Linked DNA regions of Homo sapiens: region 2 is linked to region 1. The links are chromatin loops, found by intact Hi-C in ENCODE. Cell type or tissue: PC-3. All regions are shown on one strand. Links, peaks and the distances in the headings refer to the core of each region. The heading gives the core; the rest is flanking DNA.

Evidence for each region. Hi-C counts contacts between places; a loop is a spot of excess contacts. Peaks named below come from ENCODE experiments on the same cell type or tissue, not always from the same donor. Only the 100,000 strongest peaks of a DNase experiment are listed, where the experiment ranks them.
Region 2: it touches region 1 in a loop (15-fold over the local background); 1 of 110 quality-filtered maps calls a loop at or near these places.

Annotation. Positions count from the first base shown.
Region 1 is chr9:24,874,969-24,883,543 of GRCh38, forward strand. No RefSeq gene overlaps it. Among named protein-coding and RNA genes, the nearest start is that of IZUMO3, 330 kb to the left of the region's middle. In PC-3, for the core only: no CTCF peak of the experiment used is centred there; no DNase peak of the experiment used is centred there; H3K27ac peaks cover 2,126 bases.
Region 2 is chr9:24,789,654-24,798,228 of GRCh38, forward strand. No RefSeq gene overlaps it. Among named protein-coding and RNA genes, the nearest start is that of IZUMO3, 250 kb to the left of the region's middle. In PC-3, for the core only: no CTCF peak of the experiment used is centred there; no DNase peak of the experiment used is centred there; H3K27ac peaks cover 1,102 bases.

The DNA.
Region 1 (8,575 bases), core at 2,335-7,334:
TGGAATCATACAATATGTAGCCTTTTCAGACTGGCTTATTTCACTTATAATATGCATTTGCATTTCTTCCATATCTTTTCATGGCTTGACAGCTCATTTCTATTTAGTTAGTGGTCGATAATATTCTGTTGTCTGGATATACCACAGTTTTATTATCTATTCATCTACCGAAGGACACTTTTATTGCTTCCAAGTTTTATAATTATGCATAAAGCTGCTATAAACATACTTGTGCAAGTTTTTATATGGACATTCATTTTTAGTTCATTTTCATAAATATTAAGGAATGTGATTACTATATCATATAATATATATATGTATATATGTATGTATTTGTATATATGTATATATGTGTGTTTGTATGTGTATATATATATAGGTAAGAAACTGCTAAACTGTCTTCCAAAGTGGCTGTTCTATTTTGCATTCCCACCAGCAATGAATGAGAGCTCCTGTTGCTTCACAACCTTGCCAGCATTTAGTGTTGTAAGTGTTCTGGACTTTAGCCTGACTAATGGCATAAAGTGGTATTACCTTAGTGTTTTAATTTGTTTTTCCTGATGATATTTGATGTAGAACATATTTGCATATGCTTATTTGCCATCTGTATAACTCGTTTGGTGAAGTGTCTGTTCATGACTTTTGTATATTTTTTAATTGGGTTGTTCTTTTTCTTATTACTGACTTTTAGGAGTTATTTTTGTATTTTGGATAATATTTCTTTGTCAGACATGTATTTTGTGAATATATTCTCCCATCTGTACCTTGTCTTTTCATTTTCTCAATCAAATCTTTTACAAAACAGAAATTTTTTAATTTTAACAAAGTTCAGTTTTTCAATCTTTTCCTTCATGGCTTGTGGCTTTGCTGTTATATCCAAAAGGTAATCACCAAACCTAAAGTTATCTAGATTTTCTTCTATGTTTTCCTCCAGAAGTTTTATAGTTTTGCATTTTACATTTAGGCCTGTGATCCATTTCAAGTTAATTTTTGTGAACTGTGTAAAGTCTAGATTCCTTTCTTTTTGTACATGGAGGTTGAGTTGTCCAAACACCATTTGTTGAAAAGACTGTTTTCTCCATTCTATTTTTTTTTCTCTATTGCCATTGCAAAATGGTCTTCCAAAGTGACTGTACCATTTTGTATTCCCACCAGCAATGAATTAGAGTATCTGTTAAAGTTCAGTTAACTATATTTTTGTGTGACTAATTCTGAGATCTCCATTCTGTTCCATTGATCTATCTGACTACTTTTATCACCGTTACTACACTGTTTTGATTACTGTTGCTTTGTCATAAATCCTGAGGCCACTAGTGTCAGTCCTCTCACTCTGTTTTTCTCCTACAGTATTGTGTTGGATATTCTGGATATCCAATTAAATTTAATTGTGGATAACACAATTAAATTTAAATTGTGTTTTATTGTCCAGAGTGTGTTTTCTCCTGGAGAATGTTCCATTCAAGCTTGAGAAGAATGTGTATTCTGCTATCCTTAAATAAGGTAATATATAGATGTCCTTTATATCCAGTTGACTCATTAATATTTTTGAGCTCCACTGCATCCTTGCTTAGTTTCTGTTTGTTGAATCTGTCCATTTCCAATAAAGAAGTGTTGAAGTCCTCACCTATAATAGTAGATTCATGTATTTCTGCTTGCAGTCCTACCACTTTTTATCTCATGTATTTCGATGCTCTGTTATTAGGTGCATACATATTAAGGATTTTTAAATATTTTTGAAGGATGGAACCCTTTATCCATAATCACTTTCTTGTTCTGAAGTCTATTTTAATTTAATATCTTTAGATTAGTGTTAGCATAGTGTATCTTTCTCCATCACTTTACTTTTAATCTATATGTTTCTTTATATTTAAAGTGTGTTTCTTATCGACAACATACAGTTGAATCTTGTTCTGGATCCACTCTGACAATGTCTGACTTTTGATTGGTGCATTTAGACCCTTGATATTCAAAGTAATTATTGATACAGCTGGATTAATATTTACATATTTGTTTCTGTTTTCTGCTTGCTCTTCTGTTCTTTATTCCCATTTTTTTCTTTCCTTCTGTGTTCTGGCTTTTGTTATTTTAATTGAACATTTTATGTGATTCAGTTTTCTCTGCTTTCTTAGCATATCAGTTATTTTGCATATTAGCATATACAGTTTTTTAAAAAAATTTTAGCATTTTCCCTACAGTTTGCAGTATACCATTAAAATTACTCTAAGTCTACTTTCAAGTAACACTGTACCTCACATTATGGGTACTGCAGGATCTTTATAATAACCAAATAATATTAATTTCTTCCTCTTTGCATTATTGATGTTATTCATTTCACTTATAAATAAGCATATATGTGTGTATGATAAGTATACATAATAAAATACATTGTCGCTATTATTATGAACAAACTTTTATGTCTTAGATCAATTAAAAATTAAAAAAATTAATATTTTTTATTTTACCTTCTCTTATCTCTTCTCTGAGGCTCTTCATTTCTTTCTGTAGATCTGAGTTTCTAATCAATATCATTTCCTTCTCTTTAAAGAACTCATTTAAACTTTCTTGCAAGGCAGTTCAACTGGCAATAAACTCCCTCACTTTGTTTGTCTGCAAGTCTTTATTTCTGTTTCACTTTTGAGGGACAATTTCACAGGGTACAGAATTCCACGTTGGTAGTTGTTCGTCTTAATACATTTATTTTTACTCCATTATCTTCTTGTTTGCATGGCTTCTGAGCAGAAGTCAGATCTAGTTCTTACTGTTGCTTTAATGCTGGGTAAGGTGTATTTCTTACCTGGCTTCTTTCAGAATTTTTTATCTATAATTTTCTAGAGTTTGAAAATAATGTGCCTAGGAATAGTTTTGTCTTGGTTTGCTTCTTGACATTTACCCTGCTTGGAGTTTTCTCAGTTTTCTGGATCTGTGGTTTGATATCTGACATTAATTTAGGGACATTTTTAGTCATTATTCTTTCAAATATTTATTCTGTTCCTTTTGCTTTTCTTTTTCTTCTGGTATTCCCATTGGCATTAAGTTAAACCTTTATAGATGTTCACACATCTTGAATAATCTGTTCTGGGTTTTTTTTCCAGTCTTTTTTCTCTTACCTTCTGGATTTGGAAGGTTCTATTGAAATATTTTTTATCTCAAAGAAAGATTTTTTTTTCTTAGCCATAACAAGTATCCCAATAAACCCATCAAATTCATTCTTCATTTCTGTTACAGTGTTTTGGATTTCTAGCATTACTTTTTGGTTCTTTCTTAGAATTTCCATCTCTCTGTATGTATTGCCCATATGTTCTCCCATGCTGTAAACCTTATTCATAAGAGTTACCAGCATATTAATTATAGTAATTTTAAAGTTCCAGACTGATAATCCCAACATTTCTTTCATATCTGCATCTGGTTCTGATATTTACTCTGTCTCTTCAAACTGTAATTTTTGCCTCCGAGTATGCCAAAATTATCCTGATGTACTGCTCTATGCACCATGACTGGAGGCCTAAGGCAGCAATCTAGGGCAATTACAAGGCATACCTTGTTTGTTTCTCTTAACTCAGGGATCAGTGTACTTTACTGTCTCATGTCCAATCCGTTGTTAACAACTGTTTCATACATATTTTGTTTTTTGGTTGCTTTGAGTGAGAGGGTAAAGTTAGTTTCTGTTACACCATTCTGGTCAGAAGCTAAGTGAGGTTCTTCAAATTGTGATTTTTATTATTTTCATACTTGGAAATATTTGGTCAATTTTCAAATTTTTCTGGAAATTTATTGCCTCTATTATTATTTTGTTCTGCTTGACATCCTCCAGTATTTTTAAAACACATCAAACACAATTGCTTTTATATTCTGGCTATAAAAATATTTTATTTTCCTGACACTTGTTTATTCTATCTCTAGAGTTCTTCTGTTGTGACATTTTCATTGGAAACCAAATTTCTTTTAACTTAATCTGCGTATTTGGATATTTGATATTTGGGAAGAGTTTCAGTTTCTCTAGAAAGAATTTTTATAGCAACCGTTTCATTTTGTAGGAAGTGCTTTACAAATTTCATATTCATCGTTCACCACATATCCCCTTGTCCCAACCAAGTTCATCTACAGTTACACATAAACACAGTTTCTAGAAGCTGGATGTTTCCCAACTAATGTACCTGAGTACCTCTTCTTCTCTGGCTGAAGCCTTTCTTCAACACTATAGGAGCTGGCTGGCCCTCAGGCAGGCAAACCCAGTAATGCGAGAAAGTTAATATTCCAGAGCAATCCTCAGTGGGGGTGGGAGTCAATGCATTAATTACACACCATTCTTTTCTTCAATTAAGATAATAATGAAGCATGTTCCAAAGAATTTCTTGGGTTACTACTGTAATTGAGCAGCAGTTGCTCACAATTGCTTGTTAATGACCCCTTATTTTTTTTATGGCTTTTTCTCTTCCCTGCTTCATTTTTCTCTTTTCATCACTTGTCCTTCCAAGATTATCTCCCAATTAAACTACTTGCACCTACTTTTTTTATTCTTAGTCTTAATTTCTGTATTTATTGGTATATTAATCAGTGTTCTCCTAAAACACAGAACAGTTGCTATATATATATATATGTCATATCTATATATAGTGACCCAGGAGAGCCAATGATGCAGTTCTAACCTGAGTACTACGCTCTGAGAACCAGGAGATATGAGAAATTCCAGTCTGAGTGCAGAAAAATAGTGATGTCCTAGCTGGGAAATAGGCAGAGAGAACAAATTCCTTCTTACTAAGCCTTTTGTTCTGTTTAGGCCTCCAACAGATTGGGTGAGCCCTACACCATCCACATTGGTTGATACACCTATTTTACTCAGTCTACTGATTCAAATGTTAATGTCATTTAGGAACAACCTTACAGACACACCGAAAATAATGTTTAAACAAATATTTGACACTGTGACTCAGGCAAGTTGAAACATAAAATTAGCCATCAGAATTGAGAAACTACCCTATGACCTTTTTCCCCATGGTTATTAGAAAGGGAACTTACTGCACCTAAACAATAAGGGGTTAGACTGCAGATATCCCTTATTTAATAAAAGTCCTTCTGTTAAACTGCCTCACTTGAATGAAACTAGACCTTGTTGTTTATCTCCCAAGTCCTATAAGAAGCTGAAAATTGAAGATAAGCTTAACTGTAATCTCAAGAAAAGGGCCAACTTTATGACAGAGTTTTTCTTTCTGGATTCCTGTCTTGGCTTAGTGGTGTGTGTGTGTGTGTGTGTGTGTGTCTCTGTGTGTGTGTGTGTGTGTGTGCTTTAGTCATCTTTTTATTCTTGCCAACTCAGAATTTCGTTTAAGAAAATACGTATGTGTTTGTTTCTGCTATATTTCAGTATGTGCATGTCTGTGTGTGCTTGTATGTGTGTAAACATATACATGGTTTACATACATAATCCAATAGGAGGGGGGTCAGCAGTGTATCTGGTGTGTCATACTGATGGACATGGCTGAGCACAGCTTTTTCATATTACATAGAATAATATTTTTAAAAATTATTTTTCTATATGCCAGCTTCAATTTTTATTTTAATTCACCTGATATATACTATATTGAATTTTTAAACATTAAATTGTAGACAAGAGCTAAGTCTTTCTCCAGAACTCATAGTAATGTTTTCCCAAGGATTTACATATATATGATCTTTATGGTAGATATCCTGTAGCGATTGTATTAACTCTCAGTTCCTGTTGTTACTCTATCATGCAGAAAAGTTCTACTTGGAACTTATTGGAGTAGTGAGTTGAAATTCACCATGCAACAACTTTTAGGAACCTAGAAATGTGCAAAATTGGCCAGTTTTTATGATATAAATATGTGCTAATGTGCAATTTATTTGTACTGTATTAATTTTTTGGAAATATTTTATACCTATTGTTGGATCTATTTTATGAAATGTAAAATGTATATAAACATGTCTCTTCAAAAAATGCTGGTCAAATTTTCGCTTTTTATTTTACCTATTACTTTAAGGTCAGCTTTCCCTAATGTACGTAGGATATCACTGGAGTGGTTTATAATTACTTGAAAATTTGTCAGAATATCCTGGCCCCAAAGTGAAAATCTACTTTGATCAGTAATGAAATATTGATGTGTTTTGTGTCATAACAAAAGTGAAATTTCTGATCCAAAAGTGAAAATCCACTTTGTGCAATAAGAAAATGTTGGCCTCATAGAGACGAATGATAAAAGTGGTTTTGTTTATTTTTGTTTGTTTTAAAAATTAGACATCCCTGTAAATAGGGTCACCATACAATTTATTCTCTAAACCAGGCCACTTCTGATAGTGAAAGGGAATATTATTATTTACTCTGAGGCAATGGGAAAACACAGGGATTGATAGTATCTCCACTATAAAGAATATTTGTTCGTAGTATTGCAAAGAAGAATGTTCAAGATTCTGAACCAGTTATGACAATATACATACCAAAAAAATGCTTATCTGAGGATTCCTAGACCTTTCCAAGGAACTTGGAGCGTGCACCATTTATATTTGATTTTCAATGCTGGGAACATTTTTTATAGGTGACTCTTCAATTCAAACAACCAGTAAAAATACTACTTAGGCATGGCTCAGGGCTATAATGCAATGTTCTCTCCTGAGGTTCCTGCGGAGAAACAAAAGAGTCTATTGTTGTTCAAAACCACTGTGTTGTTTAATATCCCCAAACAGCCCTCACTTTGTTTTCCCTTGAAAAATGGTAGAAATTTTTTGAAAATTGGTTTTTATCCTCAAAGACTACCCCCTCTTAAAAGTGTCTTTAATAAATTATCAAAGATCTCCCCTGCAGTTTCTTTAGGATATATTGGGTTTTTCCCACCATGATTATTTTAGTTGAGAGTTTTACGTTTCAAAGAGAGCATGCAGAAGCGATAGCAAAAATGTATGAGTTATTCAGTTTTCTTCTTGTACATCTTTGCATTTCATATGAGCAGAATGGGATTTTAATAACGTGGGATATGTTTTGTTGTTGTTGTTTTGTAAGGCAGGGTTTTGGGGGAAGAGAAGAGACAGGATTGTTTAATTGGAAATAAAAATTCATTTTGTTTTAATTAAAAAACCTAATTAAGTTCCCTAGGAATCATAATTTACACTGCTGATTGCAGCTTTTATTGCCATATTTTAGCCCTGTATTCCTTTTTGTGATCTAGTGATTTATTGCTGAAAATAGATTTGGAAGAAAGAGAGAGGAGGGCAAAATTATGCAGCATTAGATTCACTAGTTACAATTTAAAATTCAGTGCTGATGTTCAAACCGTAAGTTATCTCCCTGATATTATCAGGGAGTGTCATTTGAGTGATGCACTTTATTGGGCTAGTTTACTATATATCAGTAGATTAGGTTCTCCCCCTTTCTCACTGATATATTTAAAGCCATAAGATTGTAATTAATAGAAGCAGCAAAATGAGCCTTCAGCAAATTAATTATAATTATGCATGCTATGCATATGAATAATAATCTGGTTGATAAATTTATAATGGTGGAAACTATTATGTGGATTAAATGATAAAGGCAGTTTTAGTTGGAAATTGGGAAAAATACATACCTTAAAGATTCTTGCAAGCTGTCTTTCAGACTAATTTGGCTCCCAGCTGTGGTTCAAGTTTTGATATGAAGCTATTTATTTTGAGTGCAATTGTCATAAACACTCAGTCAGAGATGTTATGTGGAATCATTGTATGATTTTTGATCAGTGAACTGTTCCCAAATACAATATTATGCTTTTGGAATTATTTGCTTTACAATAATTTGCCAAAAACATTAAACTAGATTTCAAAAATCCTTTTATACATTAGGTATAGTTTGTAATAAAGTAACCAAACATTTATTTGCACTAAATTTTAATGATAACATGGTGGCATAAAGGCATGAGGTAAAATTCTTTGTATTTCCTGCTAGAGATCTTTTGTATATGGTTGAGTCAATCCCTCAATCCATTTTTATGACAGAATTTGCATAACATTAAAATAAGAAAATACTTCTAGGGAGTTGGATGTCTGTTGTCTTCCTCATTAATATGTTAGATATATTTTGTAAAAAAAAGGTCATATTTATTGAGACATTGAGTGCCTTAAACATCCTTCTTACATCATCTCCACAATGGGTTCTGAAGCTGACCAATGGAGATGACTAAATTATAATGTAGCCTTCACCTGATATTTCTATCTGGGTCAACAGGAGAAACTAGTTGCCAGAGAAGTAAGCTATAACAGAATCCACTAATGAGAACTGAGATCTAATCCCAGGAAGGGATTTTAAATGAATACTACATTTAGAGACCAAAGTCAGGATCAGAGTGGTCTGAGAGACAAGAATCAAGAGTTTGAAAAATGCTACCAAGTAATATTAAGGAGAAGTGAGTGTGTATGTGTTTCTGTAAGTGTGTGGGAGCTGAGTCTTGAGTGGTCATAGAGTTAATTCCTCATTAATCACCTTAAAACCAGTTTTACAGTACTGTTTTCCTAACTTGGTTGCATATGATAATCACTTGGGGAAGTTATAAAATTGTTAATGCAAGACCAAATTTATCAATATCTCTGAGCAGGA
Region 2 (8,575 bases), core at 1,988-6,987, 86 kb before region 1:
CAACTACATGGAAACTGAACAACCTGATCCTGAATGACTACTGGGTAAATAATGAAATGAAGGCAGGAATAAAGATGTTCTTTGAAACCAATGAGAACAAAGTTACAACGTACCAGAATCTCTGGGACACAGCTAAAGCAGTGTTTAGAGCAAAATTTATAGCACTAAATGCCCACAAGAGAAATCAGGAAAGATCTAAAAATCGACACCCTAACATCACAATTAAAATAACTAAAGAAGCAAGAGCAAACAAATTCAAAAGCCAGAAGAAGACAAGTAATGCCTAAGATCAGAGCAGAACTGAAAGAGGTAGAGACACAAAAAACTCCTCAAAATTCACTGAATCCAGGAACAGGTTTTATGAAAAGATCAACGAAATAGACCACTAGCCAGACTAATAAAGAAGAGAGATGAATCAAATAGACGCAATAAAAAATGATAAAGGGGATATCACCACTGATCCTGCAGAAATACAAACTACCATCAGAGAATGCTATAAACACCTCTATGCAAATAAACTAGAAAATCTAGAAGAAATGGATAAATTCCTGGACACATATACCCTTCCAAGTCTAAACCAGGAAGAAATCGAATCCCTGAATAGACCAATAATAAGTTCTGAAATTGAGGCGGTAATTAATAGCCTACCAACCAAAAAAAGCCCAGAAGCAGACAGATTCACAGCCAAATTCTACCAGAAGTACGAAACGGAGCTGGTATCATTCCTTCTGAAACTATTCCAAACAATAGAGAAAGAGGGAATCCTCTCTAATTCATTTTATGATGCCAGCGTCATCCTGATATCAAAATCTGGCAGAGACACAACAACAACCAAAAAAATCAGTCCAATATCCCTGATGAACATTGATGCAAAAATCCTCAATAAAATGCTGGCAAACCGAATCCAGCAGCATATCAAAAAGCTTAACCACCACGATCAAGTTGGCTTCATCCCTGAGATGCAAGGCTGGTTCAACATACACAAATCAATAAATGTAATCCATCACATAAACAGAACCAATGACAAAAACCAATTGATTATCTCAATAGATGCAGAAAAAGGCCTTTGACACAGTTCAACAGCCCTTCATACTAAAAACTCTCAATAAACTACGTATTGATGGAACATATCTCAATACAATAAGAGATATTTATGACAAACCCTCAGCCAATATCATACTGAATGGGCAAAAACTAGAAGCCTTCCCTTTGAAATCCGCCACAACACAAGGATGCCCTCTCACCATTCCTATTCAACATAGTATTGGAAGTTCTGGCCAGGGCAATCAGGGAAGAGAAAGAAATAAAAGGTATTCAAAGAGGAAGAAATGAAGTCAAATTGTCTTCATGCAGATGACATGATTGTATATTTAGACAACCCCATTGTCTCAGTCCAAAATCTCCTTAAGCTGGTAAGCAACTTCAGCAAAGTCTCAGGATACAAAATGAAGGTGCAAAAATCACAAGCATTCCTATACCAGTAATAGACAAACACAGAGCCAAATCATGAATGAACTCCAATTCACAATGGCTACAAAGAGAATAAAATATCTAAGAATACAGCTAACAAGGGATGTGAAAGACCTCTTTAAGGGGAACTACAAACCACTGCTCAAGGAGATAAAAGAGGACACAAATGAAAAAATATTCCATGCTCATGTATAGGAGGAATCAATATTGTGAAAATGGCCATGCTGCCCAAAGTAATTTAGAGATTCAATGCTATCCCCAACAAGTTATCACTGACTTTCTTCACAGAACTAAAAAAAAAAAAACTACTTTAAATTTCATGTGGAAAAAAAGAGGAACCCATATAGGCAAGACAATCTTAAGCAAAAAGAACAAAGCTGGAGGTATTACGCTACCTGGTTTCAAACTATACTACAAGACTACAGTAACCAAAACAGCATGATACTGGTACCAAAACAGATATATAGACCAATGGAACAGAGCAGAGGCCTCAGAAATAACACCACACATCTACAACCATCTGATCTTTGACAAACCTGACAAAAACAAGCAATGGGGAAAGGATTCCCTATTTAATAAATCGTGTTGGGAAAACTAGCTAGCCATATGCAGAAAACTGAAATTGGACCCCTTCCTTACACCTTATACAAAAATTAATTCGCCGGGCGCGGTGGCTCACGCCTGTAATCCCAGCACTTTGGGAGGCCGAGGCGGGTGGATCACGAGGTCAGGAGATCGAGACCATCCTGGCTAACAAGGTGAAACCCCGTCTCTACTAAAAATACAAAAAATTAGCCGGGCGCAGTGGCAGGCGCCTGTAGTCCCAGCTACTCGGGAGGCTGAGGCAGGAGAATGGCGTGAACCCGGGAAGCAGAGCTTGCAGTGAGCCGAGATTGCGCCACTCCAGTCCGCAGTCCGGCCTGGGCGACAGAGCGAGACTCCGTCTCAAAAAAAAAAAAAAAAAAATTAACTCAAGATGGATTAAAGACTTCAGTGTAAGACCTAAAACCATAAAAACCCTAGAAGGAAACCTAGGTAATACCATTCAGGACATAGGCATGGTCAAAGTCTTCATGACTAAAACACCAAAAGCAAAGGCAACAAAAGCCAAAATTGACAAATGGGATCTAATTAAACTAAAGTGCTTCTGCACAGCAAAATAAACTATCATCAGAGTGAACAGGCAACCTACAGAATGGGAGAAAAGTTTTGCAATCTATCTATCTGACAAAGGCTAATATCCAGAATCTACAAAGATCTTCAACAAATTTATGAGAAAACAACCCCATCAAAAAGTGGGTGAATGATATGAACAGACACTTTTCAAAAGAAGACACTTATGTGGCCAAAAAACGTATGAATAAAAGCTTATCATCACTGGTCTTTAGAGAAATGCAAATCAAAACCACAATGAGATACCATCTCACACTAGTTAGAAAGTTGATCATTAAAAAGTCAGGAAACAACAGATACTGGAGAGGATGTGGAGAAATAGGAATTCTTGTACACTGTTGGTGGGAGTGTAAATTAGTTCAACCATTGTGGAAGAGAGTGTGGCTCTTTCTCAAGGATCTAGAACCAGAAATACCATTAGACCCAGCAATCTCATTACTGGGTATATACGCAAATGATTATAAATCATTCTACTACAAAGACACATGCACACGTATGCTTATTGTGGCACTGTTCACAATAGCAAAGACTTGCAACCAACCCAAATGCCCATCAATGATAGACTGGATAAAGAAGATGTGGCACATATACACCATGGAATACTATGCAACCATAAAAAGGAATGATATCATGTCCTTTGCAGGGACGTGGATGAAGCTAGAAACCGTCATTCTCAGCAAACTAACACAAGAACAGAAAACCAAACACGACATGTTCTAACCCATAAGTGGGAGCTGAACAATGAGAACACATGGACACAGGGAGGGGAACATCACACACCCTGGCCTTTCAGGGGTTGGGGGGCTAAGGGAGGGATAGCATTAGGAGAAATACCTAATGTAGATGACGGGTTGATGGGTCATGTATATACCTATGTAACAAACTTCCACGCTATACACATGTACCCCAGAACTTAAGTTATAATAAAAAAATTAAATTGCTTATGGAATAACTAATGTTTACAGTCTGTATCTCTGTTCCATCTCTTAGTGATGTTTTTTTCACTTTATTGCAGTTTATTTTTGAGAACGTGTTAGATAATTTTCACAAAGACACAAGAATGTTGATGAATGACTTATTTCACAATCCTGTAATCATGAGGACAAGACATAATATTGGAACAAGGAATCCACCGTATTTCTCTGTATGTTCCCATAATTAATATGTCAGTGATATTAATAATAATATTGAAAATTAAATATCAATATTAATATTGAAAATTAAGTAATCAAATTTCTAGGGAGTAGTAAGTACTAAAGATACATTTTTCTGGCTGGAACTGATTAATGTTCAATTCAAAATATATCAGAGGAAATTAATATGCACATAAATACTTATTTTACTCTTCATTATTTGCTTCTTAACTTAAATGTATTAATCTGTAAAGAGAAATAAACCTTCAATTTACCTTGAGTTATAATTTATAGTATACTTTGGCAAATTTCTCAACTTGAATGCCAGGCTTGGTGACACAATCAATGGAAAAATATTATGATGTCTTTTCTAGAGAACATATTTTAGAGGTAGACATATTAAGTCGTGTAAACATTCATTTATGAACTAAACTAGTTGGTATTTACTCGTAATGTGGAGTAATCCTTGGGGAAATTTGACTCATTGTTCTTTGGAGTCAGTACTATACACTGCATTTTTAAAAAATGTATTTATACTTGTCAACCCTCTTCCTAGGAATACTTGTATTAGAAAGTATCATTTCCCTCTTGTTTTAGCCAAGTACCAAATTACTCAAGGGACTTTTTGTATACATTATTTATGTAGTAAGTCAAAGGGCAAAGAAAATAAGATGAATTGGATTGATTTCATCTGCTTTTTATTATTTGAGGAGTGACTCAACCTTTTTTATCTTTTCATACACACAGTTTGCTTAACTTAAAATCAGCTTTAACTTTAAATGTCCAAAGAAATATGGTACTGTATTCCTGTTTTGGGTTCACTGTGTCCCCTAAAGTTCATGTGTTAGTAATTCAATACCGAATGCAACACTGTTGATAGGTGGTACCTTTAAAAGGGGGACTAATGGTGTTATCATGGAGGTGGGCTAGTTATCACAGGAGTGGGTTCCTGATAAAAGAATGAGTTTGAATCTTTCTATCTTGCTCTTGCTCTTACCCTCTCTTGCCCTTCTGCCTTGGAATGACACAGCAAGAATGCCCTCACCTGATGCAGGTTCAAAGACCTTCGACTTCTCAGCTTCTAAAACTGCAAGAAAAAAAATCTATTGTTTATCAATTACCCAGTCTCAGTTACTCTGCTACAGAAGCACAAAACATACTAAATCCATCTTTAAAGTTAAATTTGATGAGTATGACCACATAGCCAATAAATGAACAGGTAAATAATAAAACTTTACTAAAGTTATAGTTTTTCCATATAAAAAGAGGAAGTGGCTTCTCAAGATCAAATAAAATACAAAGGTAATTATAACTTTTATTGCCTTGAAAAAGAGTTGATCAAAATAAAAGTCTTATAAGACAAACTCCTCCTGATCATTAAATATAGCAATGACAATAGATTCTAAGAAAGAGTCATTGGAGGCTTGAACCTGCTAAGAAAGATTTTGAAGACTTGGATAGCAGTTGACACATTTCAGCTCCTAAAATCTTGAAGAGCACATGCAAAATAATAATATTGGGCCCTTATCTTACACCATACGCAACATTAACTAAAAACGAATTATAGACTTTAATGTGAGACCTCGAACTGTAAAACTCCTATAAGAAAACATGGGGGAAAAGTTTCATGATATTGGTCTTGGCATTGATCTTGTTTATGACACCAAAAGCACAGAAACAAAAGCAAAAATAGACTAGTGGAACCACATCAAACTAAAAAGCTTTTGCACAGCAAAGGAAGCAATCAATAATACACAGACAACCTGTGAAATGGGAGAAAATAGATTTACACACCATATATTGAATAAGAGGTTAACATAAAAAATATATAAGGAATTCCTACAACTCTGTAGCAAAAAAAATCCCCCAAATAATCAGATTAAAAAATGACAAAGGCCTTACAGCGACTTTTTCCCAAAGCAGACATACAGATGACCAGAAGGCATTTGAAAAATTGTTCAACACCACTAATGATCAGGGAAATGCAAATCAAAACCACAATGAAATATTACTTCTTACCTGACAGGATAGCTATTATCAAAAGAGCACAAGTATTGGCAAGGAAGTAAAGAAACTGGAAACTTTTTACACTGTTTCTGAGAATATAAATTGATGTAGTCATTGTGGAGGTCCCTGAAAAATTTAAAATAGAACTACCATCTTATCCAGAAGTCTTACATCTGAGTTTATATCCAAAAGAATCAGAATCTTGAGATACCTGCATGCCCATGTTCACTGAAACATTATTCATAATAGCTAAGACATGAAAACAACACAAATGCCCATCAGATGATAAATCGATAAAGGAAAATGACATACACATACAACAAAATACTACTCAGCCTTAGAAAATAAGAGAATCCTGGCATATGCAAGGAAATGGATGAACTCGGAGGATATTATGCTAAGTGAAATAAACCAGTCATAAAAGGACAAATACTGCATGATTCCACTTACATGAAGTATCTAAAATAGTCAAATTCATGCAAGCAGAAAATAGAATGCTGGTTACCAGGGGCTGGGTGAAGGGGGAAGTGGGGAGTTGTGTTCAATGGGTATAAAGTTTCAGTGTGAAAGATAAATAAGTTCTAGAGATCTGATGCACAACATACCTAAGACTAACAATACTGTTTGTGTACTTAAAACACTTGTTGATAGGGTATACCGGGTATTAAGGTTTTTTTTAAATTTTTTATTTTATTATTATTTTTTTAACCACAAAACCACACTCACACACTAAAAACTCCAAAGAGATATAAGGAAACTTTTGGAGGTGATGGATATGCTTACCTTGATTGTGGTGATGATTTCACAGGCACATGCATATGTTCAAATTCATCAAACTGTATATGTTAAATATCAGTATTTTATTTGTTTATCAGTTTTACCCAGAGGTGTTAATTTTATTTAAAAAGAAAAAAAGTACACAGTTTACAGAATTTTTTTGACTCCATGAAATTTTCTAGTCATTTTCCGAGTTGCTTTGGAACTATATGGGTACAGATTGAGACACATATTATGTTCAGAAAACATACTTTTTGTGAATTTCTTAAGGGAGTTGGTGCTTAGGGTATAGACTATTTCGTTGCTTGTAGACTTGCCTCTGTTTCTTGTACTTTGTGTCTATGAAATTGATTCTCTGATATTTTTATGTATGCCAGTGACCAATTGGAAATTTAGAAAGAGGAAAGAGAAACCCATGAAAGAACCCATTAATAACCTCATAATGAATCCAGCTTTCAAAGTGTTGAATCAGGCACAGCAGACTGTGGAGATGACTCAAGCTACAGCTGCTGTTAGTGGGATCCAAATTCAGTGTAGACTCTTAATTAATTTTGTAAAGGACAAAATGCCCTCAATAAGGAGATACTTTTATTCAGGTCACTGAAATAGGGATGACATTCATAGGGAACATGTCAAAGAAGAGGGAGAAGATGTGGGGCTTTATAGAGACAGATAAATAAGGAGGTCGCTTGAAAGGGTGGACAGCAAGTCTCCACTCAGAAGGGTGAAGGGATTATTTTGGGATGTACAAGATTAAAGAAGTATTTTTTGGTTAGCTATTACTTGGAATAAAAAAAAGTATTTACAGAGTGGTGGTAGATTTCACAACAATCTTTGCTGCTTTTGGGGAACACACAGCTTAGATAAGGTTCAACATTGTCACTTGCTCTCAAATTAGGCCAGAAAAGAAGGAATTTAGTCTAGAGAGGAGAATATTTAGTCTTAATTTTTATGTTTTAAGACTTTTAAATTGGCTCTATTTTTCCATATTACTTGAGAACAGAAGGAAAGGAAATTGTTTTGATAATAACAGGGGATCATAGTTACTATTATTTTAAATTTGAAGATTTGAATTTTTTTTTCCACGTGATATATTTTATTTGGGACTAGTTGTCTCCCTGTCCTCATGACTGTCTTGTATACTTGCATCTATAAAATCTCAGGTTTTCTCCCATTTCTTTGACACATTCTTCTTTAGCAAACATTCTCTCTATTCCTGTCATCTGAATAAAATTATCTCCTTAGTGACTGGGCCAATTTATTTTTCACAGATCGATTAAGAACCTGCAATGAGTTTGTAACCCATTAACAGCAGTTTGGTATAATTTGTTCCAGAAACTAAATAGGTTTGATTTCTTAGTTAGTGTAACTCTGAAATTCAAGTAAAGAATGCATTATCATAACCCATTTTTAAAGAGTTTGGGAACAATATTATACTGACTCTCCTCCAATAGTCCCTTATTGGGAAGTACGCATTGTAGAAAATGGTGAACATAGTCAAATGAAAGTAGGATTGGTAGGGCTTTGGTATCTCTAGTTTTCCCCTTGGGTTATATAGTCTGGTTATGCTCTGATTAAACAAAGTCTTGAATAGGAAACTCAAGTTTCCATTAAAGAGAGCAAAATAGGGAACAATAGTCCTCTCAGAGAAAAGGACTTTCCCAGGAAATACCTATCTTTTCCTTTTCTCTTTTCTTCTTCCCCCTTTCTTTGAAGACGTTATTAATTTAACCAGTTAAATTCCAAAACACTGAGTAGAAGAATGCACTTATAAATAACAACAATGTGCATTCAAAGTCTAAAGAGGATGTAGTTTCTCTCCTTTTTTTTTAATTAAAATAAGAAGACCCAGGATCTGCTACTCAGGCCAGTTCAGGACATCTTTTTCCAGAGCCTGCCCTTGTCCTTAATACCTCCTTCCATGCAGATGAAGGTGCTTAGATTCAAATTTGAGCAAGGAAGGGATTAAGGGTAGGGGTATTTCATGGGGCTGACAGGTGAGGAGACTTTTTAGG